2 separate regions of the Homo sapiens genome follow, and region 2 is linked to region 1. Evidence: read pairs that join two places in POLR2A ChIA-PET (ENCODE). Cell type or tissue: Panc1. All regions are shown on one strand. Each heading gives the region's core, and the rest is flanking DNA. Links, peaks and the distances in the headings are about the cores only.

What was found. Peaks named below come from ENCODE experiments on the same cell type or tissue, not always from the same donor. Only the 100,000 strongest peaks of a DNase experiment are listed, where the experiment ranks them.
Region 2: POLR2A ChIA-PET joins it to region 1 with 6 read pairs; 3 of 35 experiments call an interaction of 5 or more read pairs at or near these places.

Annotation. Positions count from the first base shown.
Region 1 is chr3:121,573,064-121,575,981 of GRCh38, reverse strand. The region is part of intron 2 of ARGFX (arginine-fifty homeobox); the gene reads right to left. Among named protein-coding and RNA genes, the nearest start is that of ARGFX, 6.6 kb to the right of the region's middle. In Panc1, for the core only: no CTCF peak of the experiment used is centred there; a DNase peak (open chromatin) is centred at 1,317.
Region 2 is chr3:121,697,435-121,700,352 of GRCh38, reverse strand. GOLGB1 (golgin B1) reads left to right here. Exons shown (of 22, transcript NM_001366282.2): 12 at 468-541; 13 at 1,424-2,918. Among named protein-coding and RNA genes, the nearest start is that of HCLS1, 38 kb to the right of the region's middle. In Panc1, for the core only: no CTCF peak of the experiment used is centred there; no DNase peak of the experiment used is centred there.

The DNA of each region.
Region 1 (2,918 bases), core at 129-2,628:
TCCTCTTCCTTTTCTCTTTGTCCTACATTTATTTCATTTATTTTCAACCACACTTTTTTTTTAATGTTTGAGACAGAGTCTCACCGGAACACCCAGGCTAGAGTGCAATGGCTCAATCTCAGCTCACTGCAACCTCCACTCCACAGGTTCAAGCGATTCTCCTGCCTCAGCCTCCCAAGTAGCTGAGACTACAGGCGCTCACCACCATGCTGGCTAATTTTTTTACTTTTATTAGAGATGGGGTTTCACCATATCAGCCACACTGGTCTCAAACTCCTGCCCTCAAATGATCCACCCACCTCGGTCTCCCAAAGTGCTGGGATTACAGGCATGAGGCACTGTGCCCAACCTAGCCACACCTTCTTAATTGAGCCAGAGAGTGACACTCTGAAGTGATGATGCCCCCCACTCAAGAGGCCGTGCATGCTTCTGTGCTCGCTCTCATGCCTGCCCTCTCTCTGTCTCACCCACTCTCTCCCTCCAAGCCTGGACTAGCCTTCTAGAGGATGAGAGACTATAGCGAAAAGAGCTCATATTCTGCAACATAGGCTACTTTAAATGAGTTTACAGCTAGTCAACCCTCAAGCATGCAAGAGATGCCAGCCAAGATCAGAAATGGCCAGCTGGCTTGTAGATTTTTTTCTTTTTCTTTTTTTTTTTTTTGAAATGGAGTCTCGCTCTGTCGCCAGGCTGGAGTGCAGTGGCACGATCTTGGCTCACTGCAATCTCTGTCTCCCAGGTTTAAGAGATTCTCCTGCCACAGCCTCCTGAGTAGCTGGGACTACAGGCACACGCCACCACGCTCAGCTAATTTTTGTATTTTTAGTAGAGATGGGGGGTCTCACCATGTTGGCCAGGATGATCTCGATCTCTTGACCCTGTGATCCGCCTGCCTCGGCCTCCCAAAGTGCCGAGATTACAGGCGTGAGCTACTGCACCTGGCCTGGCTTGTAGATTGATAAACAACAACAAATACTTATTTTTTTAAAACCACTGAAATTGTGTGAAACAGCAATGACTAATTTGTACATACATTTGGTCTTCAAACATATCAATTTTCTGAACTTTCTTCTGTTCTCTCAGTTCTCACCATGTTCCTGCAGCCTCTATTTCCACATTACCATTCTGCTGGGGATTTTCTGCAAAATTCTTAGCCATGTACTGTGTGAGATGTAAGAAATAACAATTCTATTTGGTGTGTAACATATTCTTCCACATCTCCTAAATCCGGGGTCCCTAATCCCCTGGGTCACAAACTGGTATGGGTCCATGGCCTGTTAGGAACTGGTCCGCACAGCAGGAGGTGAGCAGCGAATGAGTCAGCGAAGCTTTATCTGTATTTACAGTCGCTCCCCATAGCTCACATTATTGCCAGAGCTCCGCCTCCTGTCAGATCAGCTGGTAGCATTAGATTCTCATAGGAGCATGAATCCTATTGTGCACTGCACAGGTGAGGGATCTAAGTTGCATGCTCATTATGAGAATCTAATGCCTGGTGATCTGTCACTGTCTCCCATCAGCCACAGATGGGAGCATCTTGTTACAGGAAAACAAGCTCAGGTCTCCTACTGATTCTACATTATGGTGAGTTGCATAATTATTTCATTATATATTACAATGTAATAATAATAGAAATAAAATGTGCAATAAATGTAATGTCCTTGGATCATCCCAAAATCAGCCCCCCAACCAGTCCGTGGAAAAACTGTCTTCCACAAACCAGTCCCTGGTGCCAAAAAGGTTGGAGACTGCTGCCCTGAATGCTTCTGGAAAGAGCTTTTCATACCTTTCAGTAAATATATTTATTTTATAAGATGGGGTCTCACTATATTGCCTAGGCTGGTCTTGAACTGGTAAGTCTATTTTTAATTTTTGAGGTACCATCATACTGTTTTTCACAGCGGCAGTGCCATTTTACATTCCTGCAAACATTCTGATTTCTCCCCATCCTCACCGACACTTGTTCTTTTCTGTTTCTTTGATAGTTGTCATCCTAACGGGTATGGTTTTGATTTTCTTTCCCCTAATAATTAATGTTGCTGAGCATCTTTCATGGATTTGTCCATTTGTATATCTTCTTTGGAGAAAGATCTATTCAAGTTTTTTGCCTTTTTTTTTTTTTTTTTTTTTTTTGAGATGGAGTTTTGCTCTTGTTGCCCAGGCTGGAGTGCAATGGCGTGATCTCGGCTCACTGCAACCTCTGCCTCCTGGGTTCAAGTGATTCTCCTGCCTCAGCCTCCCGAGTAGCTGGGATTACAGGCATGCACCACCACACCCAGCTAATTTTGTATTTTTAGTAGAGACAGGGTTTCTCCATGTTGGTCAGGCTGATCTTGAACTCCTGACCTCAGGTTTTTGCCCATTTTTAATTGGATTTTTTTTATTGTTGTTGAGTTCTAGTTTTGTATATATTATAGCTATTAACCCCTTATTAGATAAATGCTTTGCAAATATTTTCTCCCACTACATAGTTTGCCATTTTACTTTTTTTTTTCTTTTTTGAGACAGAGTCTCTCTCTCTCTGTCATCCAAGCTGGAGTGCAGTGGCGTGATCTCTGCTGCAGTCTCTGTCTCCCAAGTTCAAGCGATTCTCCCACCGCAGCCTCCCAAGTAGCTGAGATTACAGGCGCCTGCCACCACGCCTGGCTAATTTTTGTATTTTTAGTAGAGACAGGGTTTCACCATGTTGGCCAGGCTGCTCTAGAACTCCTGACCTCAGGTGATCCACGCATCTCGGCCTTGCAAAGTGCTGGGATTACAGGCATGAGCCACCATGCCCGGCCCCATTTCACTCTTTTGATTGTGTCCTTTGATCATACAAGTTTTTATTTTTAATGTAGTCTAATTTATCTATTTTTATTTTGTTGCCTGTGCTTTTGGTGTCATATCCAAGAAACCATTGCTAAATCAAATGTCAT
Region 2 (2,918 bases), core at 140-2,639, 120 kb before region 1:
GTTTCCTTATATGATCATTGAGGAGATAGGATAGCTCCCTTTTAGTGCTAAAATTTGATATCTTTATGAACATTGAAGAACATTGTAAGTGCTATATTAATGCAAAATATATATTACAAACATAGTAGGATTATGGATAAATTATATGTATTGTCCTAGAAGTTCCAGATTATGCCACAGAAATAGCTGCTTTATGTCCTGCATCCTGGCATCCTTCTCCTTTCAAACCTTCCACTATTTAGTATACTTCATTCAGGTTCATTATCATCACCTAGTACTGTTCTATCTTATATCTCATGTAATCATATCCTCTTGCCACTTCTTTAATAAGGCTTTCACCTCTCCCAAGCTATTTTGTTTATTTTTTAAAAAATTATTTCATACAATTCAAATAGCTTCACATGCAATCCTGTTTTTTCACACACTCCACATATATCTTCTAAAGATATTTATTTTGTGACTTTCAGAAAAACTGTCTTCTCAGATTACTCTCCTAGAGGCTCAGAATAGAACTGGGGAGGCAGACAGAGAAGTCAGTGAGGTAAGTGATGTGTTCTTAATATAACCAGAACATGAGCTAGATTAAGAGAAGGTAGCTTCATATGAAAATACGTCCATAATTTTCTAGTGTTGCCAGAGAAGTACATTACCTATAGAGTAAGATCTATTAAAGAGATTCATAATGGTTATTATATCTCATTTATTGTTACTTGTTTCTGAATATTAAAATTCATTGTTCTAAAGCAACACAAATACAGTAGCTACTAATTTGGGATTTGATAACACATTTTTTTATACTGGGTTATCATCTATCTCAACTTCTTTGTTCATCTCAGAAAAGTTTCTCAGTGAAGAGATTAGATAAGACTGGCATAGTTTTACTAAGATTAAATAAAAAGGGATCTTTGGAGAATGATCCTTTTAATAATCTGAAAATTACTATAAGAAGGGTATGGTTGCTTAGTATCATTCTGTTGATTTAAGAGTATTGTTAGCTGCGTTTTGTTTAGTTAGCTGTGTTTTTCTAATCAGTAAGTCAGTGATAGAATTATACATGCCCTTGAGGAGTAATGTGGCTTCCTAACAAAAGTATCTGCTTACTTTTTAAAAAAAATCAATTAGGAGTTTTATTCTGAAGGAAAAAAAGCTTCTTATGTAAGGAATATCTAGAAAATGAATTCCCAATTTCCTTAGGTCTTATGAATAGGGCTTGACTTCAGTGCAGGATTGGCAGAGTGCCCTTGGAGGTCCAGCTGGGAGATACAAACTGATTTTAAAAGGATTTAGCAGTGTTATGGTACAAAGAAGGTTTTGACCAAAAAGTCTGAAGTTTTAGAAGATGAAATACAAGTTTTTAGTTGGGCTATTTTTTTAATGTTATAAAACATTTGATTACAGCTTTTTTTTTCTTTTTTAAAAATAGATCAGCATTGTTGATATTGCCAACAAGAGGAGCTCTTCTGCTGAGGAAAGTGGACAAGATGTTCTAGAAAACACATTTTCTCAGAAACATAAAGAATTATCAGTTTTATTGTTGGAAATGAAAGAAGCTCAAGAGGAAATTGCATTTCTTAAATTACAGCTCCAGGGAAAAAGGGCTGAGGAAGCAGATCATGAGGTCCTTGACCAGAAAGAAATGAAACAGATGGAGGGTGAGGGAATAGCTCCAATTAAAATGAAAGTATTTCTTGAAGATACAGGGCAAGATTTTCCCTTAATGCCAAATGAAGAGAGCAGTCTTCCAGCAGTTGAAAAAGAACAGGCGAGCACTGAACATCAAAGTAGAACATCTGAGGAAATATCTTTAAATGATGCTGGAGTAGAATTGAAATCAACAAAGCAGGATGGTGATAAATCCCTTTCTGCTGTACCAGATATTGGTCAGTGTCATCAGGATGAGTTGGAAAGGTTAAAAAGTCAAATTTTGGAGCTCGAGCTAAACTTTCATAAAGCACAAGAAATCTATGAGAAAAATTTAGATGAGAAAGCTAAGGAAATTAGCAACCTAAACCAGTTGATTGAGGAGTTTAAGAAAAATGCTGACAACAACAGCAGTGCATTCACTGCTTTGTCTGAAGAAAGAGACCAGCTTCTCTCTCAGGTGAAGGAACTTAGCATGGTAACAGAATTGAGGGCTCAGGTAAAGCAACTGGAAATGAACCTTGCAGAAGCAGAAAGGCAAAGAAGACTTGATTATGAAAGCCAAACTGCCCATGACAACCTGCTCACTGAACAGATCCATAGTCTCAGCATAGAAGCCAAATCTAAAGATGTGAAAATTGAAGTTTTACAGAATGAACTGGATGATGTGCAGCTTCAGTTTTCTGAGCAGAGTACCCTGATAAGAAGCCTGCAAAGCCAGCTGCAAAATAAGGAAAGTGAAGTGCTTGAGGGGGCAGAACGTGTAAGGCATATCTCAAGTAAAGTGGAAGAACTGTCCCAGGCTCTTTCACAGAAGGAACTTGAAATAACAAAAATGGATCAGCTCTTACTAGAGAAAAAGAGAGATGTGGAAACCCTCCAACAAACCATCGAGGAGAAGGATCAACAAGTGACAGAAATCAGCTTTAGTATGACTGAGAAAATGGTTCAGCTTAATGAAGAGAAGTTTTCTCTTGGGGTTGAAATTAAGACTCTTAAAGAACAGCTAAATTTATTATCCAGAGCTGAGGAAGCAAAAAAAGAGCAGGTGGAAGAAGATAATGAAGTTTCTTCTGGCCTTAAACAAAATTATGATGAGATGAGCCCAGCAGGACAAATAAGTAAGGAAGAACTTCAGCATGAATTTGACCTTCTGAAGAAAGAAAATGAGCAGAGAAAGAGAAAGCTCCAGGCAGCTCTTATTAACAGAAAGGAGCTTCTGCAAAGAGTCAGTAGATTGGAAGAAGAATTAGCCAACTTGAAAGATGAATCTAAGA